Regions from separate parts of the Homo sapiens genome. Here region 1 is linked to region 2. Evidence: read pairs that join two places in POLR2A ChIA-PET (ENCODE). Cell type or tissue: PC-9. All regions are shown on one strand. Each heading gives the region's core, and the rest is flanking DNA. Links, peaks and the distances in the headings are about the cores only. Region 1 has its middle 17 kb from the start of TPBG. Region 2 has its middle 12 kb from the start of IBTK.

Region 1 (15,596 bases), core at 4,092-12,091, 120 kb after region 2:
TTGTCTGGTCAGGAGAATCCAAAAAGGGTTCATGGAAGAGTTAGCTTTTAAGATGATTTTGAAGAAGAGGCAAAGAGAGATGATGGGTAGAAAAGAAAACTCAGGACAGAGAGAATAGCATAAGCAAAGAGAATGGAGGCAATTGAAGACCAAGTGTTTTCTGGGAACAGTAACATTTGAAATGTAATGTTTACAAAGGAGAATAATGGAGTATAAGACTAGAAAGATAAATTTATCTTTCTAGATGGAAGCTATCATAAATAGTTTCTATACAATTTAGTGGACAGTGGGGGAGCTCTTGGAAGTCTACGAGCAAAGGAGTTATATGCATAGCTGTGGCTGTACCCAACAAAGATGAGATCAACACCCTTCCCAAATTGGTTTGGATATCAAGACTGATGAGACCACACACACACCAAGAGAGTATGCACAGGTTTATTACTTGCATAATGTGACTTTTTGGGGAGAGCAGGACTTGGCTTTGTTTTTCATTGTGATCAGGGTTGGAGCCACGTGGAGGCTTCAGGTTTGTCTGGTCTTCACATTCCAGCAGATGCCAAGGGATGAAGTTCATGGGCCCTATTATAGGCTTGCTCAGATATGGGACAAAAAGTGGGAGGAGGAGGAATGGATCTTAAAAACTATGAGTACTCAGACATCACAAATGGAGTCAGACTCTATTACAATTCACCACTGATGTTTGATTGATGACTGAAATGTGCCAGGGCTGATTTAATTGATTTTGAACTTGTTTAAATAAACCATTATTGTACTCTATGAGACTTGCAGCATGAGGTCAGTAAGAGAGGTGAGAGTTCCATTGCATGTCTTCTTCAAAAGTCCATGGTGTGTATTTTAAGAAGTGAAATGCAGGCCTTGGTCATCATCAATAATTTCTGGAACTCTGAAGGGGATAAGAAGTGTCTTGGTGAGGCCTTTTCGTTTAGTTTTAGTGTGGGCTGATGTGTGACATTTGTTTATATTTTGGCTATCTGTAAGGCAAAAAATTCCCAGAGATTTTGTTTTTAGCCCAAAGTGGGGTGACCTTGGATAAGGAATTGCTATTATTGCTACAGATCAGACTAACTGACTAGATAATTAGTAATGCCCCAATAATGTATACAAATAGACATACTGGACCAGTTGTTGGTTAAACATCATGTAGTGCTAAGATGACTGCATGAAGTTTGGTTGGTTGTGCTGGCTCTTGAGTCCCATCCTTGATCAGGGATGTCCTGGTTAGGGAATGAATAGCAGCAGCTCACTAGAGGGCATCATTACATTTTATGGTGACCTTGCATATGAAATCCCTTTTCTGATTACTCAGTTGATCCCAAGAGACTCTCCAGGTGGCCAGTGGGCCTGGAAGAAGGGTGGCCTACAGCACCATTACCTTTGGCAAGGGGCTGAGGACAGGAGAAACCACTTCCTCCTGTAGGTTGGATATGCCAGGAGGCCTAAGTTTGCTTCTGGTCTATAAGTACTATTTCCATTTTTGTCCAGAGGCCTCTATAACTAACTGTGCTGATTGTGCAGAGTGCTGTGTCAATGATCCAAGGCATAAGAGGCAGCTGGGTACATAGGATCACAGGCTTAGGGGCCATGAGGGTATTTGTCTCCAGAAAGGCCCAATGTGCAACCAGCAGTTGATGTTCAAATGGTGTGTGGCATGGGACTGAGGAGGGCAGCTTCCTGTATCAAAAGCCTGTGGGCAACTTACAGGTGATCCAGAGACCCCAGGAGGCATGAGAGGAGGTTGCTAAAACCTCTACAGTGAGGGAATCTCTGGGGTATATTAAGGAGAGTGCTTATTGTGTGTAATTTGAACAGATTCTAGAGCATTTAGTTAAAGGAGACCTCATTCAAGGTGGGCTATATTAGCCCATTCTCATATTGCTAATAAAGACGTACCCGAGACTGGGTAATTTATAAAGGAAAGAGGTTTAATTGACTCACAGTTCAGCATGACTGGGGAGGCCTCAGGAAACTTAGAATCATGGCGAAAGGGGATGCAAAAACGTCCTTCTTCACATGGCAGCAACCAGGAGAAGAGCTGAGTTAAAGGGGGAAAAGCCTCTTATAAAACCATCAGATTCCAGCCTGGCCAGTATGGTGAAACCCCATCTCTACTAAAAATACAAAAATTAGCCAGGTGTGGTGGCACATGCCTGTAGTCCAAGCTACTTAGGAGGCTGAAGCAGAAGAATTGCTTGAACCCGGGAGGTGGATATTGCAGTGGGCTGATATTGTGCCACTGCACTCTAGCCTGGGCAACAGAGTGAGACTCTGTCTCAAAAACCAACCAACCAACCAACCATCAGATCTCATGAGACCTCACTCACTATCACAAGAACACGTCCCTCCCACAACATGTGGGAATTATGGGAACTACAATTCAAGATGAGATCTGAGTGGGGACACAGCCAAACCATATCATTCTGCCTCAGCCACTCCCAAATCTCATGTCCTTACATTTCAAAACACAACCATGCCTTCCCAACAGTCCCCAGAGTCTTAACTCATTCCAACATCAACCCAAAAGTCCAAGTCCAAAGTCTCATCTGAGATAAGGCAAGTCCCTTCTGCCTATGAGCCTATGAAATCAAAAGCAAGCCAGATACAATTGGGGTACACGCATTGGGTAATTCCAAATGGGAGAAATTGGCCAAAACGAAGGGGCTACAGGCCCCATGCAAGTCCAAAATCCAGTAGGGCAGTCATTAAACCTTAGAGTTCTAAAATGATCTCCTTTGACTCCATGTCTCACATCCAGGTCATGCTGATGCAAGAGGTGGGCTCCCACGGTCCCGGGCAGCTCCACCCCTGTGGCTTTTCAGGGTATAGCACCCTCCCTTGCTGCTTTTTTGGCTGGTGTTGAGTATCTGTGGCTTTTCCAGGCACATGATGCAAGCTGTTGGTGGATCTACCATTCCAGGGTTTCAAGGATGGTGGCCCTCTTCTCACAGCTTCACTAGGCAGTGCCCAGTGGTGAATCTGTGTGGAGGCTCCAACCCCACATTTCCTTTCTGCACTGCCCTAGCAGAGGTTCTCCATAAGGGCTCCACCCCTGCAGCACACCTCTGCCTAGATATCCAGGCATTTCCCTACATCCTCTGAAATCTAGGTGGAGGTTCCCAAACCTCAATTCTATGCACCCTCAGGACCAACACCACATGGAAGCTGCCAAGGCTTAGGGCTTGCAACCTCCAAAGCCACAACCTGAACTGTACCTTGGCCACTTTTAGCCACAGCTGGAGCAGCTGGGACACAGGGCACCAAGTCTGAGGCTGCACACAGCAGGGGGGCCTTGGACCTGGCCCAGGAAACCATTTTTCCCTCCTCTGCCTCTGGGCCTGTGATGGGAGGGGCTGCTGGGAAGGTCTCTGACATCCCCTGGAGACATTTTCCCCTTTGTCTTGGTGAATAGCATTTGTCTCCTCATTACTTATGCAAGTTTCTGCAGCAGACTTGAATTTCTTCCCAGAAAATGGGTTTTTCTTTTCAATTTCATTGTCAAACTGCAAATTCTTCTAACTTTTATGCTCTGCTTCCTCTTGAATGCTTTGCTGCTTAGAAATTTCTTCTACCAGATACCCTAAATCATCTCTCTCAAGTTCAAAGTTCCACAGATCTGTAGGGCAGGGGAAAAAATGCCACCCGTCTCTTTGCATAGCAAGAGTGGCCTTTCATAGCAAGAGTGGCCTTTACTCCAATTCCCAACAAGTTCCTCATCTCCATCTGAGACCACCTCAGCCTGGACTTTATTGTTCATATCACTATCAGCATTTTGGTCAAAGCCATTCAACAAGTCTCTAGGAGGTTCCAGACTTTCTCAGATGTCCCTGTCTTCTGAGCCCTCTAAGTCTCTGGAAAGAGACACATTTTCCTGTCTTCTTCTGAGCCCTCCAAATTGTTCCAACCTCTGCCTGTTACCCAGTTCCAAAGTCACTTCCACATTTGTGGGTATCTTTACAGTAGCACTGCACTACCTGGTACAAATTTACTGTATTAGTCTGTTCTCACACTGCTAATAAAGACATACCCAAGACTGGGTAATTTACAAAGGAAAGAGGTTTAATTGACTCACAGTTCAGCATGGCTGGGAAGGCCTCAGGAAACTTATAATCATGGCAGAAGGAGAAGCAAAAACATCCTCTAAACGTGGCGGCAGCAAGGAGACGTGCCGAACAAAAGAGAGAAAAACCCCTTATAAAACCATCAGATCTCATGAGAACTCACTTACTATCATGAGAACAGCTGCATGGGGGTCACCACCCCCATGATTCGATGATCTCCCACCAGGTCCCTCCCACAACACGTGGGAATTATGGGAACTACAATTCAAGATGAGATTTGGGTGAGGACAGAGCCAAACTATATCATGGGCCAGTTTGCAAGTAGCAGCATAAGTGAACTTAAGTAAAATTTGTAAGTAAGGAATATTTGCCTTCAGAAGCCTAAAAAGTCCTAAAAGATTGTTTGCTTATCTTAACATTGCAGGTGTTAAGAGAGGGCCACTAATTGTTTTCTGATAGTATCAGAGCTGGAGTAGTCCTTGACTGACAAAATAATTCCCAGTAATTTAACTGATATGGCAGGGCCTTGTACTTTTTGTTGGGCAATGCCCATTTCTTTTTGTGAGTATTTGTATTTTTTGAATGAGTATGTCAAATGAATCTTTGAAGAGGAGGATGCCATCAACGTAATATCATATCTGTGTTCCTGGAAGAAGGTGGATGTGATGAAGATCATGGCAGCAGAGATTGTGTAGGAGGGCAGGGTTATTGAGATACCTCATGGACAGTCAGGTAAAGTTGTATTGTGTCCCTTTGAAGGTGAAGGCAAATTGGAACTGAGAGGCTGTTGAAATAGAAACTTAATAGAACATATTTGCCACATGTATAATAGGAAAGCATTTTTCAGTTACTGATTGGATAGAGTCAATAATTTCAATAATATCAGGTATGAGAGCCTTAATTGAGGCACCGTGCCATTAAGGTTGTGATAATCTGCTGTTAGATGCCATTCATTGTTATCAAGTTTGAGCGTTGGCCAAACTGGGCAATTAAAAGGGAAAATAGCAGGAATGATGGCGCCTTCCTTTTGGAAGTCTTAGATGGTGGGTTTTAATTCCTGTAGGTCTTGGTTTAATCTATATTGGACTTTTTAACTATTTTAGCTGTGAGAGAAGGTCCATGGTCTTGGTTTAATCTATGTTGGACTATACTAACTAATTTAGCTGTGAGGAAAGGTCCATGGAGTCCCATTTTGGTAAGCCAATTTTAAGTGCCAAAAACTTAATTTTATTTGGGAGACCGAGGTGGGCAGATCACGAGTTCAGGAGATCGAGACCATCTTGGCTAACACGGTGAAACCCCATCACCACTAAAAATACAAAAAATTAGCTGGGCCTGGTGGCGGGTGCCTGTAGTCCCAGCTTCTTGGGAGGCTGAGGCAGGAGAATGGCGTGAACCCGGGAGGCGGAGCTTGCAGTCAGCCGAGATTGCGCCACCACACTCCAGCCTGGGTGACAGAGTGAGACTCCATCTCAAAAAAAAAAAATTAATTTTATTTCGATTTATTACTTGTGAGGTCAAAGAATTCATGTGCACTATGGGATATTTTAGGTCAATGGGCACTGTAACTATGGGAAATTTAGTTAAGGCAATAGTATCAGTGGTAAAGGAGAGACATGAATAATTGTCATCAAAGATAGTGAGCAAGCTAAGAGCAAGAAAAGAAAGACTCCTAGGTGGTGGTGGTCCTCAACTAGACAATGCAGTTGAGTCTACCAGTTGCTTTTTGGTTGCCCTGTGGATGGCAGGATCATCATCTACTCATGACTCCCACCAAAGTGGTTTGAATTTTAAGTTTGAGAATGATACACACACACACACCAAGAGGGTATGAAAGGATTTATTACCCGTATAATGGGACTTTTTGGAGAGAGCAGGGCAGACATCCAAGCTAGTATAGAAGGGCTTAAGCAAAGAGAGGAGAGTGGCTCTGATTTTTATTGTGGGTAGACAGTCAGGCCAGGATAAGGGTTCCTAGGTTTGCTTGGTTTGAATTCCCTCCTGCTTCTCCTCTACCCGCCATTCATGCCAAGGTAGGAGGGGGTTGTGAAGGAGTAAGAAGTAGGGAATGGGAATAACTGTGGATTTATTAGTTTGCCCAGATGTGGGGTGAGAGAATAAAAGGGAGGGGTAGTATATATACATAACTTGTTTCTCTTCTGCATGTATGGTATATGGGATTATGGGCTAAGTGACCCAAATAATTCAAAGTTTTTATTTTTTTATTTTTTGATGTTAAACTATAAACAATCACTACATTTTGATGGCATTTAACATATGTGAAGAATGATAATAAAATAATAGAAAATCCTGGTTAAGATATTGTATATGGAAAAGAGGACCATAGGAATGCCATTTACAAGTCTAAAATGGAAAAAAAAATAGCTCAAAAATGAAGCACTTCCCTTAAAAGAATAGTAACACTATTTTACTTTGACTATCCAGATGTGCTCATAGATTTTCTTTGTGACATTAAATGATCCGTTTTTATGCTATTGGCTGCATCCATTTTTGCAAAAATGCTTTCCAGAAACTGAAACTTAGTTTTGAATATTGGTGTAACACCATTGTAGATAAGTAAGACATTTCAAGCCTTGTTTTGAATGTGTTGACCTTAATTATCAGATCTGAGGTCTGCATTTATCATATGAATCAAATGGTTATGAAGTTCTCCTTTTAAAGTTAAGAAAACTTTGTCATGTCTTTTCAGCTTAATCTTGGTTGGACAGTTGTCCTCTCGGTAGAAAAGCTGAGAACAAGCATTCCTGCCCTTCTCATGTGTCTGCCAGAGTGCTAATCCCTATGTCCTCACCAAGGCCCAGCTTTAAGGGCTCCTCTGCTGCTTATGTAAACTGACCTGATGTACACTGCAATCGAGGTATTTTTCAAATAACCTGCAGCTTCACATACAAATCAGCTGCTTCTTATTTTAAGTGGCTTTATTGGTCATAAAACCAAAATTACCATTCAGTCCAAAGAAACAACTTTTTTCAATTAATTTTAGAATAATATAGAAACTGTATTTTTAGATTGACTTTTCCTACACTTGACTGTTTTGCATGTGCGGGTTGCCATAGTGTTAGTCTTTGGTAAGAGATGTAACAATACAAATCAAAAACAAAGAACCACTGAGCTGGATTTTTCTCTGTGTGTCATCTACCCCTTGATTGGAGGTAATTGCTTTGGCATTGAGAAAACCTGACTCAATTCTTTGACTTCGTGTTAGGAAAAAAATGGCATTTAACTAAACACAACCAGCAATGTTGATGTTTAGGATATTTGACAATTTGTTACTGTCCTTGTTTTGCTTGAGAAACTCAATTTGCAGCCAGCATTTTGCTAACAGAACCGAGTGCAGAAAGCCGATGGTACTTGACTGGATGGGACTAGTTTTGGCCAATCCATGAGTTGAGCAGCGTTCCAAGCCAGATTGAGGCTTGACTCAAGTGGACTTTCTTACTGGCAATGGCTTCTGGAGATTCTGGCAGTGCCGTAGTCTCCACGGGAGACTGAATGCATGAATTTGGATTAAGTACAACCGTGAGTGGCAGAAGTTGAGGTACATGTTTTTTTCTTTCATGTTAAGAGAGGAGGTTTGAATCAAGAAGCGATATGGCAACTTTGTTCCACAAATTTCTCGGGAGATTTCTAGCCTTATTGCTCCTCTATGCCTAGTAGTTAGCCCTAATCCTTTTGGTATGAATTGGCTTGAGTCTAGAATCCTGTGAGGATAAGCCCTTGGGAGGCTCCACTTTGTCCTCCAGTAACAAGTGGACTAGTCTTTACAGGATGCCTTTTATGTCTGTGCGTGTGTGTGTGTGTCAGGAGAGAGGATAAACTCAGCTTCTCTACATATATTTTTTCTGACTCTTAACCATGTAGTTTGCATATTGAAAAACAGAGTATCTATTAATTGCAACTGTGGTGAAAGCCCTACATTTCCTTTTGGGCTATGTGGGGTTTTGTTTTTGTTTTTCCTTCTGTAGCTGAAATGAACTATCTCACTGTGATTCACATTAGTGAGGTTTCAAGAATACTTATTCAAGACTTTCTAAGGGTCAAGGCCATAGGGGCATATGGGGAACAAAAGATGAATAAGAATAGAATTGGTACATTCTTATAATATAAATGGGGCAAATACACAGGTAACTATAATACAAAGCAAAATGTGAATAGAAAGGTACATAGGGTTGTGAAAACCCAAAGGAAAGATTATTTTTATTTGGATGAGTCAGAGAAGACTCCATGGAGTCAATGTTACTGGATTTGGGCTTTGGAGGACTAGAGACTAGAGGCAACCATTGACTGCCTGCATAACAGCTATTCCCACCCCACCCCCATCCTCCTTCTGGATAGTATAGAGGCTATTCATTTTATAGGCTACAATGCTTGCATTTCCTGCCTCCTCAGAAGCTAGAGAATGGGCATGGATGGTTTCTTTCAATTGGCACCTAACAAAGGTCTACTGAAGGCATGCTGGAAAACATTTTCCTTCTCTTTTAAAAAAGATGTATGAGAAGAACTTCTCTCCCCTCCCCCCTCTTTTTTTTTTGAGACAGAGTTTCACTCTTGTCACCTAGGCTGGAGTGCAATGGCACAATCTCGGCTCACTGCAAGCTCTGCCTCCTAGGTTCAAGCCATTTTCCTCCCTCTGCCTCCTGAGTAGCTGGGATTACAGGCATGCACCACCATGCCCAGCTAATTTTGTATTTTTAGTAGACATGGGGTTTCACCATGTTGGCCAGACTGGTCTCGAACTCCTGACCTCAGGTGAGCCACCCGTCTTACCCAAAGTGCTGGGATTACAGGCATGAACCACTGCACCCAGCGTCTCCTTCCCTTTTGATATAGATATGTGAGGATATGATGCCTGGAGCAGTGGCAGCTACCGTGTGACTATAAGGAAAGAAGCCCAGAGACAATGGTCAACATCCCAAAGATAGCAAAACAGAATGATGGAAATCACATGCTTCTTCTAGCTCAGACTTATTGCTATGTAAGGTAATAAATGTTTACATCATTTAAGGCACAGTTAGTTGAGTATTCTGTTACAAGAAGCTTATAAGCATTCTAACTGACAGAGTAGGATTTTTCTAGGTAGTTTGGGGTCATAATGGGGAGTATGGCAGGGTGAGGTTGTATTGGAGAGAGTATCCCAATCCATATAAACAATGTGAGCAGAAGTGTGTAATGGAAAAACTCAGGTTGCATTAGGGAAGTAGCAAATGGTTTGATTTGGTTAGAATAAAGAGAGGATGGCAAGTAGGAGGTAACTGGTAAGATTTGGGACAAGGTCATGAAAAACTTTGGAGCCATGCTTAAAAGCTTAGAATTTATTCAATCAGAAACAGTAAGCTGTGGAAGGTTTTTGAGTAGAAAGAACTAGAATCAAAACTATGCTTTCTTTTTTGAAGAACATCTTCTCTTCTTACATATACTGTATACTTTCTTGTGGTTACACTTTTTTTCCTGTTGAATTTTCTGTCCTGTCAACAAGAACATATAATTTACAAAGTAAAAATTAGAAGTACAGCATATTATGCATTTCATATTGCTGCTCTTTAAACTTTGGGTAACTGCTTAACAATTTTGATTGCATAAGGTAGTTTTCCTCTGATTGACTCTCATTTAAGCATCTCTAGGATCAAATGATTTTATTTTATGGGCAATATGGAGACAAGAAGACCTCCTATTAGTGATTCTCATTCTATTTTTAATATACAATTATTTTGTACTTTTACCAAGGGGTAAACAATTTTTGGTTGTTTTTTAAAAAATGAAGCCTTTTTACAAATTACAAAAAAATTCTTCATTGTTAACTATTTCGGAAATTTTTTGAAAAATGGAAACAAATAAATCAACATAGTTTTTTTACCTTCAGACCCCTATTTCTTTTTAGTTTTTTTTCCTGAAACTAATTTATTGTTAAAAGATTGAAGATGATGCATGAAAATATTTAAATTTAAGTAGAAAATATGTCATTGGCGTAAATAAATCTGATTTCGTGATTTGACAGTAAAATGTTACATTATCATTTAGATAATGTGTTCTTCAGGACACCAGCATATTATTCATTAGGAGTCTTAGTTTAGTTCAAAAAATGAACACAGATTATCTCCAAGTAAACAAAGCAGTTGCTCTTTCTCTGTAAAAACAGAGAAGATTCTCAGTTTTGTTCTGGATTTTCAAAAGACAATCACAATCCAGCAGAGGTTACTCTTGTTCTGAACAAAGCTTTTTATAATTTTGTCAGAGGATTTGCAGCATAATTCCATTATCACAAATTCCGAAAATACTACATACAAGATACAAAATATTTGATAAACGAGGGCAGAATAATAAACGTGGCCTATTTGTAATATTACATCAGACAAAACTAGTTGTTACTATTATATTTGGCATCAAGAATTATCCTTTTGTTTGTAACTTGTAACTTGTTTATTGCATATTGGGACTATTATAACAAACCTCCAACAAAATGGAGGGGGATTTCTAGAAAAATTTAGAGCCATGTTAAAAATCCTTTACATTCATTATGTGAATTGTTTTAAATAGGAAAAGTTTTCGAATTAAAAAAAATTGACTTTATTAGTTCTGAAAATTAAAAAACCCATCTCTCTTTTACAAGAAACCTGTGTAGTTGTGTTTTATAACAGTGCTTCTCAAACTAGTGTGTGGAGGAATTATTCAGAGTGTTTGTTAAAGTGTAGTGTCTGTTTGAGAAGGTCTGGTGTGGAGCCTGAGATTCTACATTTCTAACAAACTCAGTTCAGAAGCCATTGGTCCGGAGGCTACACTTTGAATAACAAGATTTTAGAGGAAGGTAAAAAAGAAAATGTGTTTGGAAAACTGTCTGATAGATAAATTTAACTACACGTAAATTGCTCATGAAATGCTGGCATCAGGAAAGGCTATCATTCAATACTAAACAATTCACAACTGCAATAAGGTATGAGATTTTAACTCAGTTACATTTTCCAAAATATTTTTCTTTTGTGCACTTACTAACTCCATAGCTCTGTCACTCTGACACAACAAGTTTAATCTAGAGTTGACTGCAGACATCAAACATAAAATACGAGTTCATATTTTGGATTTGTGTTTGTAAGGAAACTTGAAATGAGTCTTTTCCAAGTCTTTGAAGATATTTAAATGTAGTCATTTTCATTAATTACTCTTAACAAGTAATTAATACTGTGTTTGGAATTTCACAGGAGCTTATGTCTTTCAAATGCTAAATTTGTGTTTGATACCCTTTTGCAGACATTCAGGCTAATTACTTACTGGCCTTTCATAAACACTCAAGAGTGAGAAAGGGAGAAACCTAAGTAGAGCGAATCCTGTAACTAATAACAGATGAGATGTTCATTATGTAGAGAGTGTTTTTTTATCCTGTAACTAATAACAGATGAGATGTTCATTATGTAGAGAGTGTTTTTGTTTGTTTGTTTATTTCTTTTCATTTCAAAATGTTGAACTTTGGGCATTTAACAGAAATTTAACAGATATTTCTACAAAGCAGATTTTTTCCTCATCTGCTGAGTAAAACCATCTAACATAAGTAAAGGTTAAAGGAAGTAAATATTTATCTCAGTGGTTACAAACTGCATTTTAACAAGTTAGGAGCCGACTCCTCTGGCTCACTGTGTTGGCTCCAGATAGATGGTCCAGGGTCCCCAGGCATGGGAGCAGGGCTCACCCGGCAGGGCTCCTTCGGGTGAGTGTGAACAGGGCCCTGGAGGCAGCTCCTGAGGGTGAGAGCCAGATGCAAATTAGTTTTTTTGAGAACTGGCAGTTTTCTCTGCCTTACCTGTGGATGTCAGCAAACTAGTTGTTAAATGTATTTCTGTCAAGGTTCATTTGTCATATTTCAAATTCTTTAAAGACCAAGTCTGAGGTCAGCAGTGAGGACCACAAATCTTAACTGGAAATTATACCTTTATCATATACTACAAGGGTGTCAAACCCTGGTAAGTCAGTTACTAGCCTGAAGAGATTTTCATTTCACTTTAAATTATCAGATTTTCATTGTCTCCTCATTAGCATGTCAATCTCAGTTTCTATGGTAGGAAAAACTCCCTAATTACAAAATAAAAGTAATTAAAAATAAACCTCCATGAAAGAACAGACAGGTTGAGTCACACAGCTTTAACAGAGGTGTTATGATCTAGGTTATGTGGTATCAGAGACACAGCTGAGTGCTCATTAAATAATAACAGGACATTTCATAATACGTTAGTTCTCAGCATTTTAACCCCTGCTCTCCACCTCTTTTCCTCGTTTTCTCCCCATAGCAAATTGATTTAACCTCAGTTGAGCATTTAATGAGTGTCCACTTTAAGCCAGGCATTATCCAAAACAGCACTGTACTAAGCTTTCATTCTGGCCTCTGCTCTAGCACAGAACCCTCCTCTCACCCTCACATTTATACTTTGTGGCTTTGTACCCTGGGAAGTCTTGAGGAAGCCTTTGGTGACCGAAGCTGTACAGATATGAAGGGATGGTCTCCAGCCAGAGGACTTCAGTCATCTGCATCCATTAAAATGTGTGTCCTGATTGCGCTTCATAACAAATATTCTCAGAATGCCAGAGGCTAAATGGAACTGTGCCAAGTGCTCCATTACACCTGTGCAGCTGGCTAAGCTGCAGAACTGCTCAGGTAACACTTTTTATTTGTTCAAAATTGTTTCCTTTTATAAAACTGCTGTCAAGATAAAAGTACAAAACTTAAAACATTAATTAAGAGGGTTAAAACAGTAGTAATCATTAGAATGACAGCACCAAAACCTTCTAAAGTAAACCAGAGTAAAAGAAAAGCAATTAGTGCTGTTGCAATTTGAATATGTTTTATTTGTCAGAGTTTGAACTTCTTTTATTAAGATATGGGGTTTTGCCTAGATTTAATTTTAAATTAATTTGGCTTTCAATCTGTATGGTATTGATCAAGGGATCAAGATTGTATTGAGTATGGTACTGACTTCTGTCTACTGATTTTCTGAGCCTTTAATACCTCTAATAATGGCCCATACTACTGGTTCCTGCCCAGGTGACTATACAGCATTTACAGGTGCAATCCAGTGGATGCTGTCTAAAAACAAAATGAAGTCTTGGGACTATTATTAACCTCATTTTGAGATGGAATAATAATAATAATAATAATAATAGACTCAAAAGGGTTAAGAGGCATGCACTTTTGGCAGGAATGGGCAAGTGAACCTCAGATGTAGCTGCAATGGGCTTCCAACACTGGACTTTTTCCAGGAAAGGCATTGGCCTCTCTGCTTCTCTTTTGAACACAGCTGATTTAGCCACATTTTGATGTGGCATGGTGTCTGTTAAAGCAATTCCAAACATGAGGGGAATCTCCTTGATGTTATGTTCTATGTATATGTGTCCATGTGCACATGAATGTGTGTGTGTGTGTGCGCGTGTGAGCATGGGTGTGTGTATTTTCACCTCTAACTCTCCTACTCCTGAACCACCAAGCAGTGCTGGGGCTGTGAGATTTTCTGCCTGGATAGTTCCCTCTTGTGCCATCAGATTCTGTCAACATTTCTCTTTATCTTGGATAACTCTTTCAGGAGTCACTTAAAACTAAATGGAAGGTTATAGAACTAATTTAACATTAACAAATTCATTTTTGGTGGTGTTTTTGATGAAAGCAAATAAAAGCGAATGTTTTATTTTCTTTGGTTGTCAGTTGCAGGTTGAGGTAGAATTGAGTAGCAGAAATTAGAATAATGGAAAACAACTTCTGTATCTTTTAAAGCAGCTTTTCAGTTGGAAGATGCCAAGTACAAACTTTAGTACATCTTTTTTTGGCAAATGAATAAGATACTTACAGACAAGGCAGCAGGAGACTTAATACATTTGTGCATTCTCAATATCCTTGATATATCACTACTGTTAACTTACAATAAAGGAGGAAAAACAGCTGGCAGGCTGGAAAATAGTTCTTTCTGAAACCTCGTTTTATGTAGAGTGAAACTTTATATGATGTATTTTTTTATATTCCAGTGATTTTGCAAAATAATAGAATAAATACAAATTGAATACAGCAGTTTTTTTTTCTAGGAAGAACAATTGTTGGGCATTTTTGTGTTACTACTTAGAATTGGGAAAATTGTACCTCCTGGGGATAAAGTGTTAATAATAATGGTAACTGTCTACTTTTAGTAAAAGGTTTATTTACATTACACAAAAATCCTCATTTGGATGAAGCTTTTACATAAGGTGGTTATTTCTGAATAATTTGGTTTCTTTCCTGGTGTTTATGTAGCTCTCCATTTTGTACTCTTCTAGGACTTTCAAAAATGAGTTGAACCCACTGTAACACTTATTGTTTATAATATATCATTAAGAAAAAATACATGTTTCAGAAAGCTAAACCACCCTGTTCTAGGAGGCTCAAACATTTAAATATAATACATTTTTGGAAAAAAATATTGTTTTTTCCTAACTGAAAGCCATAGCAGTTTATATTATTATAAGTTTAAAAAATTTTCTAGCCATGTTTTGTAAACATAAATATGCATTCTTCCTTTAAGAAAATCAATATTAAAAATGACCACTGTATATCATTCTTCCCTATATTTAGAGTATATGTGTTTTAATTTTTCTAAAAATTAATCTAATTTATATATTTCCCTTAAAAATAACTGTTATGAGCCAGGCACAGTGGCTTATGCCTATCATCCCAGCACTTTGGGAGGCTGAGGTGGGAGGATCACTTGAGCCCATGAGTTTGAGACCAACCTGAGCAATATAGTGAGACCTTGTCTCTACAGAAAAAATTTTTTTAAATAAAATAAAATTAGCCCAGTGTGGTGGTGCATGCCTGTAGTCCCAGCTACTCGTGAGGCTGAGGTGGGAGGATCACTTGAGCCCAGGAGCAGAGGTGTGGAGGTTGAGATTACATCATTGCACTTCAGCCTGGATGATAGATCAAGACTCTAGCTCAAACAAATAAACAAACTGTTATGGAAAATTACCAAAATTAAAATATTTAGTTAGATTCAAAATGTACTAAGTACTAATGAAGTCGGCAAGTAGCTTATTTATTTTACTTATTTCACACAGATTATTCCTAATCTGGAGGCGTCTGTCATTTTTCTGGACCACTATAATAGTTTTTACATGAAAGAGGTGAAAAAATATCTAATATAATTCTATTGATTAAAAAACTTCCAAATAATGCATGGTTACATATTTTTCTTGGCATGATAAACAAATATTTGCTTAAATGTTCTGTTTAAAACTTTGATGAATTGATACATTTGGACATTGAAATGTTATCCAAAGGGAACTGAAACATTATCCAAAGAATATGCATTTTTTTATCAGACCACAAAGCTAACAAAGCAAGAAATACGTTTCCATATGTCTCACCTACTAGCTCATATGATGGGATTCTTCTAAATTTATTTTCATTTGGATGACAAAACTGCATGCATTTCAGCCAGAAGTTTTGAATGGAATAAGATTTCAGAAATTGTGTGTTGATTTCAACTACAATAGATT
Region 2 (15,596 bases), core at 3,557-11,556:
CAAAAAAATCTGAAATTCAAGGCAAATACTGGAGAAATTCAAGGTAAATTCAAAGCCTAGATGAAATAAGCAGAACTTTGAGATAAATCAAACTTATAAACTTAACAGGCTTAGTATTCTATTACAATCAGAACACTGAACTCCTAAAAGTCTTCCCTTTACGATGACTGAAAAATGTATCATTTGCCTTTCTCAGCCCATCTTACTGAGAATTGCTCCTATTCCTTTTCTACTTAGCTAAATAATTAAATCTGTGTTGTCACTATTAGAAAGAGAGAGAGAGAAGAAAGAAAAAGAGTGAGTTTGATACATAGTGGTTGGAGCCTTCTCTTCATGCCATAAATCCCTAGGACTGATAGAAAAGACATACTTAGGCCGGGTGTGGGGGCTCACACCTGTAATCCTAGCATTTTGGGAGGCCAAGGCAGGCAGATCACCTAAGGTCAGGAGTTTGAGACCAGCCTGGCCAACATGGTACAACCCCATCTCTATTAAAAATACAAAAATTAGCCGGGCATGGTGGCAGACACCTATAATCCCAGCTACTCGGGAGGTTGAGGCAGGAGAATCACTTCAACCAGGGAGATGGAGGTTGCAATGAGCCAAGATCACACCACTGTACTGCAGCCTGGGCGACAAGAGCAAAACTCTGTCTCAAAAAAAAAAAAAAGAAAAGAAAACATACTTAACATACTTAAACTTATCAGTGCATTGGAAAACAAGAACCTTGGCCATTGAAGGTCCAGAACTTATGAAGAGTCCTTGAAAAGTGGATAAGAGGCTAGATTGGGAAAAAGTAACAGCCTGTGGTGTTGTGATATATATATAGGTTTTCATCCACAGCTCTTGGCTCATAACTCCCATAGCCCTTGTTACAGTCATTTGTTATAAAGTTGGGTATGTTAGACCTCAGGAACAGGCCTCTGACCTTCTCCTGCCCTTCTTCCATAGTTTCCGCACCTTTCTGACTCTGGGTCTTAAGACCCTCCCACGAGAGAGTCCCACCCTATACCCTGCGGGAAGGAATGCTGATGTCCTGAAGCTTCCATAAAAATCCAAGAGGACAGAGTTCATGAGCTTCCAGATAGGTGAACACATGGAAATTCCTGGAGGGTGGCACACACAGGGAGGGCATGGAAACTCCACGTCCCTTCCCTCATACCTCACCCTACGCGTCTCTTCATCTGTATCCTTTGCAATATCCTTTTTAATAAACCAGTAGGCCAGGCGCAGTGGCTCACGTCTGTAATCCCAGCACTTTGGGAGGCCGAGGCAGGCGGATCACCTGATGTCGGGAGTTCGAGACCAGCCTCACCACCATGGAGAAACTCCGTCTCTACTAAAAATACAAAATTAGCCAGGCATGGTGGCAAAAGCCTGTAATCCCAGCTACTCGGGAGGCTGAGGCAGGAGAATCGCTTGAATCCGGGAGGCAGAGGTTGCAATGAGCAGAGATCATGCCATTGCTCTCCAGCCTGGGCAACAAGAGCAAAACTCTGTCTCAAAAAACAAAAACAAAAACAAAAACAAAACAAAAAAACAGTAAATATAATTATTTCCTGAGTTCTTTGAGCCACTCCAGCAAATTAATAGAACTCAAAGAGGGAGTCATGGGAACCCCAACTTGAAGCCAATCAGTCAGGAGTTCCGGAGGTCTGAACTTCTGACTGGTGTAGGGGGATGTCAGAGGTATTTGAACCATAGTGACTCCATCTTGAATAGGGGCTGGGTAAAATGAGGCTGAGATCTGTTGGGCTGCATCCCCAGAAGGTTAGGCAAGAATAGTCACAGGATGAGATAGGAGACTGGCACAAGATACAGGAAGAACCTGCTGATAAAACAGGATGCAGAGTCGGGGAAAAGCGGCTCACGCTTGTAATCCCAGGGATGGGAGGCCGAGGCAGGCAGATCACCTGAGGTCAGGAGGTCAAGACCATCCCAGCCAACATGGTGAAATCCCGTTGCTACTAAAAATACAAAAAAATTAGCCTGGCATGGTGGCAGGTGCCTGTAATTCAGCTACTCAGGAGGCAGAGGCCCACGGAGGTTGTAGTGAGCCAAGATTGTGCCATGGCACTCCATCTCAAAAAAATAAAATAAAATGAAACAAAATACAAAAAATTAGCTGGGTGTGGTGGTGCACTCCATCTCAAAAAATAAAATAAAACAAAATACAAAAAATTAGCTGGGTGTGGCGACACACTCCTATAATCCCAGCTACTCAGGAGGCTGAAGCATGAGAATTGCTTGAGCCTGGGAGGTGGAGGTTGCAGTGAGCCAAGATCACACTCCAGCCTGGACAACAGAGCAAGACTCCGTCTCAAAAAAAGAATAGAAAAGAAATGCATGGAAAAAGATATAAGCACAATAAAGCTGGAGTGGCTATTATAATAGCAGAAAAGCAGATTTGAGACAAAAATTGTTGCCAGTAGCTGGGCGTGGTGGCTCACGCCTGTAATCCCAGCGCTTTGGGAGGCTGAGGTGGGTGGATCACCTGAGGTTGGGAGTTCAAGACCAGCCTGACCAACACGGAGAAACCCTGTCTCTACTAAAAATACAAAATTAGCTAGGCATGGTGGTGCATGCCTATAATCCCAGCTACTCAGGAGGCTGAGGCGGAAGAATCACTTGAACCCGGGAGGCAGAGGTTGTGGTGAGCCGAGATTGCGCCATTGCACTCCAGCCTGGGCAACAAGAGCGAAACTCTGTCTCTAAATAAATAAATAAATAAATAAAGATAAGTAAATTAATTAATTAATTAAATAAAATTAAAAAATTGTTGCCAGAGATAGAGGGCTATTTGATAATAATAAAAGGGTCAGTTCTCAGCAGGGTGCAGTGGCTCATGCCTGTAATCCCAGCACTTTGGGAAGCTGAGGCAGGCAGATCACAAGGTCAGGAGATTGAGACCATCCTGGCCAACATGGTGAAACCCTGTCTCTACTAAAAATACAAAAATTAGCTGGGCGTGGTAGCACGTGCCTGTAGTCTCAGCTACTCGGGAAGCTGAGGCAAGAGAATCGCTTGAACCCAGGAAGCGGAGTTGCAGTAAACCGAGATGGTGCCACTGCACTCCAGCCTGGGTGGCAGAGCCAGACTCTGTCTCAAAAAAAAAAAAAAAAAAAGAAAAAGAAGGGTCAATTCTTCAGAAGAAATAATGTGTATGCAGTTTTGCTACAGATGTAGTAAAAGAAAAAAAAAAGAATAATTTGTATATACCTAATCATAAAGATTCACATTCCTGATAACAGAACTTCCAAATACATGAAGTGAAAATCAACTGAGCTAAAAGGAGAAATAGACAATTTCATGATCTCAGCAGGAGATTTTAACACTCTGCTCTCAGCAATAGATAGAACAGTTAAACAAAAAAAAATCAAGAAATTCATAGGTGTTTTGAACAATACTATAAACCACCTTGACTTCTGTGATGGTTAATGTTATGTGTCAACTTGACTAGGCCACAGAGTGTCCAGACATTTGGTCAAATGTTATTCTGTGTGTGTCTGTGCGGGTATTTCTGGGTTCAAGTAACATTTGCATTGGTAGGCTGAGTAAAATAGACTGCCTTCTTTAATGTGAATGAGCCCCATCCAATCAGTAGAAGACCTGAATAGAACAAAAGGGAACTCCTCCTTCTTGATTGCTTTAGAGCTGGGACATCAGGTTTTTTCCTGCTTTCAGGCTTAGACTTAAACATGGGCTTTTCTTGGGTCTTGAGCCTGCTGGCTTTCATTCTGATACTACAACATCAGCTCTTCTACTTCTTGGGCCTTTGGACCAGGACTGGAACTATGCCATTTGCTCTCCTAGATCTCCAGCCTGCTGACTGCAGAGCTCAGACTTATCAGCCTCCACAATTACATGTGCCAATTATTTATAATAAACCTCTCGCTCTCTCTTTCTCTCTCTCTCTCTCCCTCCCTCTCTCTCATCTACACATCCTACTGGTTCTGTTTCTCTGGTGATCTCTGACTGATACAACCTCATTGATGTTTATAAAGCACCACATCCAACAACTCCAGAATACATTTTGTTTTCAAGTGCATGTGGTATGTTCAGCAAGATAGACCATATAGTGGATCTTAAAATGTCTTAATAAATTTTTAAAAATTGCAATCATACAGAGTATGTTCTCTGATCACAATGGAACTACATTAGAGATCAATAAAACTAAGATCTAGGGAAACTTCAAATATGTGTAAATAAACAAGATATTTAAAATAATCCATTGGTCAAAGAAGAAATCACATAGGAAGTTAGATAGTATTTCACACTGAATGAATAAAAATACAACATATCAAAATTTGTATGATGCATCCAAAGCAATGCCTATTCAGAAATATATAGCTTTAAATGCTTATGTTGGTGAAGAAGAGATGTCTAAAAATCAATGACCAAAAGTTCCACATAAATAAGCTAGGGAAAAAAAGAGCAAAGTAAATCCCGAAGTAAGTGGGAGGAAATAAAGATAACAACAGAAATCAATTAACTAAAATATAGGAAAGTAATAGAAAAAATTAGCAAAGCTGAAAATTGTTCTTTGAAAAGATCAGCAAAATTGATAAACTCCTTGCTAGAATTAGTTATTTAAAAAAAAAAAAAAAAAAAAGGCTGAGCGCAGTGGCTCATGCCTGTAATCCCAACAGGGGATTACAAAGAGGCTGAGGTGGGCGGATCACCTGAGGTCAGGAGTTCGAGACTAGCCTGGCCAACATGGTGAAACCCCGTCTCTACTAAAAATACAAAAAAATTACCCGCGCATGGTGGCAGGTGCCTGTAATCTCAGCTACTTGGGAGGCTAAGGCAGAAGAATCACTGCATGTACCTGGGAGGTGGAGGTTGCAGTGAGCCGAGACCTCACCATTGCACTCCAGCCTAGGCAACAAGAGTGAAACTCCATCTAGAAAGAAAGAAAAAGAAAGAAAGAGAGAGAGAGAGAGAAGGAAGGAAGGAAGACAAACATCAAGAATTTCAAGAGTCTGAGATTGTACCCTCCTGTTAAAGCTAACAAGTTAATCTGCCAGAGTTTCACGGAATCTGGCCTGCTAAATGAGATTCCTAAGCCAGAGACTAGCACTTTACCACTCACAGCCAGCAAGCAGCATGAGCTTCACATTTGCATTAGTTCTTTTAGACCCTCAAGTCCTATGAGAAAGACACAGAGTGGCCCAGGTAGGTGTTATAGGTGTTATAAATGTAGTGGGTTGGCATCTCAGTTAAGGAAACCCAGGCTTAGTAACTTAATCCTTTATAGTAGACTGCAAGAAAACCTGACTGACTTTTACCCCTGAGGTAGAAATTATCTTTATTGTACCAGAGAGTTAAAATAAAAAAAAATAAAAAAAAATAAAAACCTGTCCCTGCTCTAGAGGGCTCCACTGTCACTATTTACCAAGTGATTTGCAATACAAACATCTTTAAAAGATAACTCAGAACAAAGGCTGTCAGTGCCTCTACTCACAGGACCTGCAGAAACATGAAGGAACCCACAGGAAATTTGTTCCCAACAAGAGCACCAATTGCCAATATCAGGAATGAAAAAGTAGTTATCACCACAGATACCACAGACATTAGAACAAAAAATAAAATAAAATAAAGTAAGAGAACATTGTGAACAACATTAGGTTAAAAAAAAGTTGCCTTTGAGAAGTTGAGGGTAGGGATTGACTGAAAAGGAGAATGAGGAAACTCTCTGAGGTTGTAGAAATATTCCATATCTTGATGGAGGTGTAGGTTACATAGGGTACATGCATTTATCGTAACTCCACAAATATACAGTTAAAATTTGTGCATTTCGTTGTTGCAAATTTTACCTCAAAAGGAAAAAATGGGCTGGGCGCAGTGGCTCATGCCTGTAATCCCAGCATTTTGAAAGGCCGAGGCGGGCAGATCACGAGGTCAGAAGATGGAGACCATCCTGGCTAACGTGGTGAAACCCTGTCTCTACTAAAAATACAAAAAATTAAAAAAAAAAAAAGAAAAAAATACAGAAAATTAGCCGGGCGTGGTGGCACACACCTGTAGTCGCAGCTACTTGGGAAGCTGAGTCAGGAGAATCACTTGAACCCAGGATGTGGAGGTTGCAGTGAGCCAAGATCATGCCACTGCACTCCAGCCTGGGCGACAGAGTGAGACTCCGTCTCAAAAAAATAAATAAATAAACAATATAAACCTTAGTAATGATTTTTATACTGAAGTGTTTCAGGGTAAAAGTATTTAGGGATAAATGATCAATATCTGCAATTTACTCTGAAATGCATAAAGGGATGAACAAATGGGTAGATATGTGATAAGGCAAATATATTTAAAATGTTAATGGTTTAATCTCGATAAACATATTTGTTCACAATAATATTCTTCTAAGTTTGTTGTATGCTTCAAAATTTCTAAATAAAAAAATGGAAAGAAAAAGAGACTTAAAAAACATGTACAGTCATGCATCACTTAACAATGGAGACACATTCTGAGAGATGTGTTGTTAGACAATTTTGTCATTGTGCCCACATAATAGAGTATCCTTACACAAACCTAGATGGTATAGCCTACTACACACCTAGGCCATGTGGGTTAGCCTATTGTTCCTTGATTACAAACTTGTACAGTATGTTACTGTACTGAATAGTGTCAGCAATTGTAACCCAATGGTACTTATTTGTGTGAGGAAACATAACTAAACATAGAAAAAGTACAGTAAAAATATGGATTATAATCTTTTGGGACCACTGTTGTATTATGTGCTGTCTTTGACCAAAATGTTGTTATACAGCATATGATGGTAAATCAGTTACAATAAATGGACCTTACTTGGATAATGATTTGGACACATAAGCTGTAAAATCAAATAGTATGACATACTAGCAATAATTTGAACACTGGCTTGTTACTTGTTTATTGTTTTTATTTTATTTTATTTTATTTTTTTAGACAGAGTCTTGCTCTGTTGCCCAGGTTGGAGTGCAAGAGTGCCATCACGGCTCACTGCAACCTCTGCCTCCAGGGTTCAAGCAATTATCCTATCTCAGCCTCCCAAGTAGCTGGGATTACAGGCACACACCACCACACCCGGCTAATTTTTTGTATTTTTAGTAGACATGGGTTTTCACCATGTTGGCCAGGGTGGTCTCGAACTCCTGACCTCACGTGATCCACCCACCTTGGCCTCCCAAAGTACTGGGATTACAGTCGTGAGCCACTGCGCCCAGGCTGTTTACTGTTTTTAAGCCTGTGTAAGAGAAGCTGTTGGCCCTGGGCTCCACAGTCTCTCACCCTTACCACTTCAGGGCATGCTACCCTGAATTTAGCAGCCAACAACTGCATTTCTTTGCCTGAAGACTTTGCCTCCTGAAGTCTTGTTGGCCTGCCCCTGTGGCTTTCTGCAAGTGCTGAGGAGGTAATGCTTGCCCAACTCAGATTCAGCCATCTGCGAAAGTCTTACTTAGAACCTTCCTTTTTCTGTCTCACTCCCTCCACTTCCCCACTGATGTTTCCCTCTCTCAGATGACTTGCACTTAAATTTTTGTCTTTGTTTCAGCTTCTGGAGGAACCCAAAGTGTGACATTGGGATAATGGCATTTCAGTTATTTAAAAACAAACAAACAAACAAACAAAAAGACTTTTTAAGTTTGGGAGATATTTACTGAAATATTACAGATAAAATTATATTACTTGGGATTTGTTTCAAAACACAAGTGTTAGTGGGGAGAGTGGATAAAAATATAGATGAAAAAAATGTTGGCAAGGCTTAGTGGCTCACGCCTGTAATCCCAGCACTTTGGGAGGCCAAGGTGGGCAAATCACTTGAGGTCAGGAGTTCGAGACCAGCCTGGCCAACATGGTGCAACTCTGTCTGTACTAAAAATACACAAATCAGCTAGGCATGGTTGTGGACACCTGTAATCCCAGCTGCTCAGGAGGCTGAGGCATGAGAATCGCTTGAACCCAGTGGGTGGAGGTTGCAGTGAACTGAGATTGCACCACTGCACTCCAACCTGGGCAACAGAGCAAGATTCTGTCTCAAAAAAAAAAAAAAGAACTAATTAAAGTGAAAAGACTCACATGACAATATCTGGGGTGGAGGAAAAATCAAGCTATCTCAATGTGAGAGGGGAGGCATTTCTACAAGGCCTCTGAGACCATTTGGCCTATGACATTTACCTCACCTTTTTTAAGACAAGACCTTCTAGTTGTGACTTGAATTTGATATTCAACCACTTAACCTAAGACCCATTACTTGAAGTTTATTGTTGCTGCAAATTAAAATCCACAGGGAGCAGACATGCACTACGGTTTTATTTGCCAATGTAAGTGCAGTGTGACTCACATCCTCCCTTCAGGGGGATCTTAGCTAGATAAAACTTTTCCAGGGCTCAACTTTTCCTGGAATAGCTTTGTCATTAAAGACATAGGCACTGAATCAAAAGCTAATTGAATCAAAACTGCAGACAATTTAATCTGGAATTCTAGACCCATTTAGTGCATAAGTAATTGGCATCGAGTGTCTTTTATGCAAGGATGCCAACTGTTTCTGGGTCCCACAGCAATCATTGCCAGTTTTAAAGACAGTGTTTTAAACTTCTCCAATCTGTTTCCACATCCAGTAACATAAATATTTCAATGTAATGCCAACCCATAAATATTAGCTGATGATCACGATCTAAACTGTATTTCAAAAAATAAGAGGCATCCATTAAAAGGGTTTTAAAATATTTTATTCACACTTTTCATGGAAATCTTTTTCTAAACTTCTAATTGCACTAGAGAAAATACCAGTAAAATCTTCTCATAAGGATGACCATGAAGGACTTCTGTTTATCTTTATTAAATGTAGACCCAACACATCCCCAACTACAAGTGTTCTACTTCCTCATTTCCTATTTAAAGGAAAGGAAAAAAACTCACTTCCTTTTCTTTACCATTCTTTTGAGACCTATCAAACTGGTAAACTGCTCCATACTGCTCTATTAATAGCAGCTAATGGGTAGTGAGGCACCATAATTGCCTTTTAGTGATGATGCCTTAATTCACTAAATTCATTAGTAAATCTAGTACTGGAAATGTTTTCAGGCACTCATAGTTCAAGAGAGAGAGATTTGGGAACAGGCCAGATCTAAAGCAAGCATTGTCTGGAGTTCTTTGATTTGTATTAATGCTGTGGAATATGAGTCTGTGAAAGGAAAATAAATTTTGGGACACCCTCCACCCCCACCCACTCCTCGCCAAATCACTAAGCCAAAGGAAAAAGTCAAGCTGGGAACTGCTTAGGGCAAACCTGCCTCCCATTCTATTCCTAAAAAAGATAGCTACTAAGATAAAAAGCTACATACCTCTCTCACAAGAAATTTCCTTGTAGAGAAAGGACAGAGAGGACTCAGTCATCTCTCTGCTCACTGAGATAAATGCATATCTGATTGCCTCCATTGGAAAGGCTAATCAGAAACTCAAAAGAATGCAACCCTTTGTCTCTTTCCTACCTATGAACTGGAAGCCCCCTCCCCGCTTTGAGTTATTCTGCCTTTCCACACAGAACCAATGTACATCTTACATATTGTAATCTCTGTAAAATGTACAAAACCAAGCTGTGCCCCAACAACCTTGGGCACATGTCATCAGGACCTCCTGAAGCTGTGTCATGGGCCTGTGTTCTTAACTTTGGTAAAATAAGCTTCCTAAATTGACTAAGACCTGTTTCAGATAAAGATCACTCCTCAGATCTTACTTTGCAGGAGGGTGCTATCTCTACCTATAATAAGCAAAGCTGATTAAGACTAGTTGAATGCATATAAGAATTACATTAAATGCAATTACACATATCTATTGAGCATATTATATATGTAGACACTGTTAGCTAATGCAGAGGATTCAAGAAAAGCAATTTAAAATCTAGTATGGAGAATAAGGTAGATACATAAGTATCACTGATAGTAAAGTGAGACACTGTCATAAAAGAGACAATGGGATTGTGGAGCTACAAAAAGAGAGAGATTACAATCAGTTGAAAGGATCAGGGAAAGCTTCTTCTTTTTTTTTTTTTTTTTTTTTTTTGAGACGGAGTTTCCCTCTTGTTGCCCAGGCTGGAGTGCAATGGTGCAACCTCAGCTCACTGGAATGTCTACCTCCTAAGTTCAAGGGATTCTCCTGCCTCAAACTTCCAAGTAGCTGGGATTACAGGTGCCTGCCACCACACCCGGCTAATTGAAAGCTTCTAGTGGAGTTATTTGTGAAAGAACTGAGGGATAAATAGGAGCATCTGAAAGGAATCTACTTTTTCCATGATTGCTAATGTAGAGAAAAACTATAAAAGACTTTGAAATGCATCAAAAAGATTACTGATGACTTCAGTAGAAAATTAGGTGGTTTAGCTGGGATCATTGCACCTTTCATTGTCTTTGAGATATTTTACAACTCTGCAAATTGTAGATAATGGATAGCAGTGCAAACAAGCTCATATTCACAAACATGCAAATTAATTTTGTCAGGTGGAAACACAACTGATTTCTTTATTTCCATTTCTGTAATAAGCAAGTTTTGTATTTATTTACTTTTTTTAATATAAACTCTCAACTAAGTGATTTTATTCCTGTCCATGATTGCAGACACTTACAAAAACATAACATCTGAGTTCACCTTAAGAAATAACTTACAGCTGGGCATGGTGGCCCATGCCTGTAGTCCCAGCTACTTGGGAGGTTGAGGAAAGAGAATCACTTGAACCCAGGAGGTGAAGATTGTAGTGTGCCCAGATTGTCCCACTGCACTTCAGCCTAGGTGACAGAGTGAGACTCTGTCGAAAAAAAAAAAGAAGGAAGGAAGAAAGGAAGGAAGGAAGGAAGGAAGGAAGAAAAAGAAAGAAAGAAAGAGAAAGAAAGAAAGAAAGAGAAAGAAAGAAAGAAAGAAAGAAAGAAAGAGAAGGAAAGAAAGAAAGAAAGAAAGAAAGAAAGAAAGAAAGAAAGAAAGAAAGAAAGAAAGAAAAGAAAAGAAAGAACGGACGAATGAACTTGCATAAAGCAGGGACATAGATAGCACACAATAGTTCAGGGAGGATGCAGAAGCAACTTTTAGTAATTAAAATGTTAATGTGAATAAAGGATGGAATAAATATCCCTACTTATTTCTACCTAAGATGTTATGTGATAATATTTTACAATGTCCTGAGGGTCAATGTATGTTTGTGTATATGTCCATATAACACACACAGATACAGTACATTCTTCTTCCCACACATATACATACAAACATAATTATTTGCAGTTCAGTTTAAGTCAACTTTAATATGCCACTTTGTACCTTTTCTTTTCTTTTGGGGTGGGGGACAGAGTGTCACTCTGTCACCAAGGCTGGAGTGCAGTGGTGTGATCTTGGCTCGTTGCAATCTCCGCCTTCCAGTTCAAGCAATTTTTGTTCCTCAGCCTCCTGACTAGCTGGTAGTAGACACGATCTCACTTTGTTGCCCAGGCTGGTCCTGAACTCCTAGACTCAAGTAATCCTCCCACCTCAGCCACCCAGGTTCAAGCGATTCTCCTGCCTCAGCCTCCTGAGTAGCTGGGATTACAGGCATGTGCCACAATGCCTGGATAATTTTTATATTTTTAGTAGAGACAGGATTTTGCCATGTTGGCCAGGCTGGTCTCAAACTCCTGACCTCAAGTGATTCACCCACTTTGGCCTCCCAAAGTGCTGGGATTACAGGTGTAAGCCACCACGCCCGGACAGATTCCTTTGTTTAAATGTACGCTGTGATAAATAATTTTCCTTTATGATAGTTCTGTGATGGGCTAGTTCACTGTGGTTTACATGAGGGTACTTGGTAATGGATCACACACTCACTGTTATGCGAGAGGAGTAACTCCCTGAAAAGGATTTTAAAAATTTCCCCCAGTTTTGCAATTATCCCTGAGCCCAGTTGATTACTCAGGCTCATTTTATCAGGAGAATTCTTAGAAATACCGTCCATATCTCCTGAGCCTAAAAGCCATTCATGTGATGTGACTCCATTCCTCCTCCTACTCCATCCATGGTACCATCTGACCCAGATTCCACTGGAAAATTAGGTCTGTTAGGTCTACAACATACTGCATTCATTCATATCTCCAGGGTTGATTAAATCTGCTAGACTAGACATGACGGGTGTTCCTGTGGACCTCACCTCCTGGAGGGCCTATGTAATTCCCAGGAGATGTTGAGGAGTATGGTACTGAATTGGCATTTGTTGGGTTTGGCCAAGATCTGCCACCCTCCAGACCCATGTTCATTCTAGGCATTCCAGAGCCACCTAAAGCATTCACTGGGCATCTCATTGCACCTTCATCATTCTGTACTGACAACCAAGGATCAGACTGTGGCCCTCAGGGCACCATTCCTCTTGGAGAAATTGGCCCACCCATACTTAAATGTCCTTGTTGTCAAGTTGGATTCCACTGGGGAGTAATGGCTGACTTCCTAGGATACTTCCAAGTGCCTCTTTAGGTATCTTCAATGGGAACCTTGGACCTCCAGGGTACCAAGGTGATATAAAAAGATAATCATGGAAGTTTTTTGTTACACTTGAGTGTTCACATGTTTCCTTTGGCTCTGGAGCTGCCAAATAGAGATCCCAAAATACACAACACCAGGAATGTAAGAATCCTGGTGGTTCTCCCAATTTTTTCCCCCATCTTATCTCTGATAAAAATGTTCGGGATGATCTCTGAACTCCTACATGGAGCAGATATTCATATATGTAAAGTGCTAACTTCACCAAGGTGTGGCTGTCACATGGGTTAATGCTGCTGTTACTCTTGCCTTTGCTGTACATTCTTTGCTGAGAGTAACTCCCATTGTCATGCACTTGTTACCCCATCACAGCCTCCCTGGAAACAGCCCTGTCCCCATGGCAACCCATGTAGCCACCTTCACTATTGGCTGCCTCACACCAACGGCTTTTGCATTTGTTTATAGATTTGTTTCCTCATTGCTTATTATATATGTGATATTTTTAATTCTCCTATCTATGAATCAGTTGTAGCATGTTACTGCTTCCCTCATTAATTACAAAGCTATATAAAATCTTTGACGTGTTAATTTTATATATGTATAAAAGTTCTGATTGCATCCTACTTTAAAAATTATTCTTTTTTTCTTCTTTTTTTTGAGATGGAGTCTCGCTGTGTCATCCAGGCTAGAGTGCAGTGGTGTGATCTCGGCTCACTGGAAACTCCGCCTCCCGGGTTCAAGCAATTATCCTGCTTCAGCCTCCTGAGTAGCTAGGATTACAGGCGCCCACAACCGCGCCTGGCTAATTTTTCTATTTTTAGTAGAGACGGGGTTTCACCATCTTGGCCAAGCTGGCCTAGAACTCCTGACCTCGTGATCCACCCACCCAGGCCTCCCAAAGTGTTGGAATTACAGGCGTGAGCCACCATGCCTGGCCAAAAACTATTTTTTAAGACTAACACATTTCATCTAACATGATTTTGAGTAACTCTTTATTAATATACCTTTTTCATTTTTCCCTTTCTTTGACCACTTTATTTATTTTATTTATTTATTTTTGAGATGGAGTCTCACTCTGTCACCCAGGCTGGAATGTACTGGCGCGATCTGGGCTCACCGCAACTTCCACCTCCCGGGTTCAAGTGATTCTCCTGCCTGAGCCTCCTGAGTAGCTGGGATTACAGGTGCCCACCACAGTGACTGGCTAATTTTTGTATTTTTAGTAGAGATAAGGTTTGATCATGTTGGCCAGGCTGGTCTTGAACCCCTGACTTCAGGTGATCCCCCCGCCTCGGCCTTCCAAAGTGCTGGGATTACAGGTGTAAGCCATTGCGCCCAGGCTTATTTATTTATTTATTTATTTATTTAATTTATTTTTTGAGACAGAGTCTGGCTCTGTGGGCCTGGCTGGAGTGCAGCGGCATGATCTCGGCTCACTGCAACCTCTGCCTCCTGGATTTAAGCAATTCTCCTGCCTCAGCCTCCTGAGTAGCTGGGATTACAGGCACACGCCACCATGCCTGGCTAATTTTTATATTTTTAGTAGAGAAGGGGTTTCACCATGTTGGTCAGGCTGGTGTCGAACTCCTGACCTTAGGTGATCCACCTGCCTCAGCCTCCCAAAGTGCTGGGATTACAGACATGAACCACTGGGCCCGTCCTCTTTGAACAGTTTAATATAGACCTAAAACTGTATATAGTATGTATGGGATTATGAAGGTGGAAGTAAAGGATGATATTAAGAAGTTTTCTTGTAAAGATCTAGCACTCCTAGAATCTTTCCTACCTAATATGCAAACCAAGGATTACTGAAACAGAAGTTTTGAATCTGGAGGCTGTTCTGTAGTCCTTGGTTTCTATATGAAAATAAAGCCTTTACTTGAAAAATATATATTAAATGTAGAATGTATAAATATTTTATATTTTCTTTTCTTTTTTTCTTTTTTTTTTGAGATGGAGTCTCACTCTATCACCTAGGCTGGAGAGCAGTGGTACAATCTTGGCTCACTGCAACCTCCGCCTCCTGGGTTCAAGGGATTCTCCTCCCTCAGCCTCTTGAATACATGGGATTACAGGCACATGCCACCATGCCTGGCTAATTTTTGTATTTTTGGTAGAGATGGCATTTCACCATGTTGGCCAGGCTGGTCTGGAACTCCTTTTTTCTTTTTCTTTTTCTTTTTCTTTTTCTTTTTTTTTTTTTTGAGACAGAGTCTTGCTCTGTTGCCCAAGCTGGAGTGCAGTGGTGCAATCTCGACTCACTGCAACCTCCACCTCCTTGGTTCAAGTGATTCTCCTGCCTCAGCCTCCCTAGTAGCTGAGAGGCTACCATGTGCCATCATGCCTGGCTAATTTTCGTATTTTTAGTAGAGATGGATTTTCATCATGTTGACCACGCTGGTCTTGAACTTCTGACCTAAGGTGATCCTCCCGCCTCGGCCTCCCAAAGTGCTGGGATTACAGATGTGAGCCACCGTGCCTGGCCATATTTTAAATTTTCTATAACTAGTATTTTATATGTATAAATGTCTTTATACGTAAATATAAAAAGATAAATATATATGTATAGAACTAGCTATATACTTCTCTATTTATTTATATATATCCCATTAGAGTACAAGTCTTATTTATCATTGAAATACTTCCTCCACTATACCAGGACCCTCAGTGCTGAGGGTGGCTACATTCTGAGTAGAGAACATCTTTGATTTTTTAGTCTACAGTCGCAGCTGCTGCATTTTTCTTTGATGTCTTGTGACCCATTTGTCACTGCTAGTCCTCTGCTGTTCTGCCATTGACACTATATAAGGTTATGGAATCTTCTGGTCCAGCTCCTATTCAAGCCTTTACATACATCTTCCCTCAGAGGACTATCTGCTACTATCTGCTAGCAGTCTAGTTTCTCCCCACTACCTATGTTAAGCTCAGACAGTTCAATCAGATTCCCCATACCACAGCCCTAGTGCCCAGTTTGTCAGCAGCACTAACATTTCCACACTGAGTTTTCTCCTTGTAGAGGTGTGATGTCCAAGCAGGCTCATGTCTCTTTCCTGATGGAACCCATAATATCTGTCCTTGCCAGTTCCTGTCAATGTACCTCTCACCCCTGTCCCTAACACACAGGA

The links. Peaks named below come from ENCODE experiments on the same cell type or tissue, not always from the same donor. Only the 100,000 strongest peaks of a DNase experiment are listed, where the experiment ranks them.
Region 1: POLR2A ChIA-PET joins it to region 2 with 12 read pairs; 4 of 35 experiments call an interaction of 5 or more read pairs at or near these places.

The regions. Positions count from the first base shown.
Region 1 is chr6:82,373,494-82,389,089 of GRCh38, forward strand. No RefSeq gene overlaps it. Among named protein-coding and RNA genes, the nearest start is that of TPBG, 17 kb to the left of the region's middle. RefSeq lists an enhancer at 7,790-7,839. In PC-9, for the core only: no CTCF peak of the experiment used is centred there; no DNase peak of the experiment used is centred there; H3K27ac peaks cover 1,456 bases.
Region 2 is chr6:82,252,182-82,267,777 of GRCh38, forward strand. It overlaps the pseudogene LOC100132659. Among named protein-coding and RNA genes, the nearest start is that of IBTK, 12 kb to the left of the region's middle. RefSeq lists a silencer at 12,731-13,025. In PC-9, for the core only: a CTCF peak has its summit at 5,379; a DNase peak (open chromatin) is centred at 8,320; H3K27ac peaks cover 529 bases.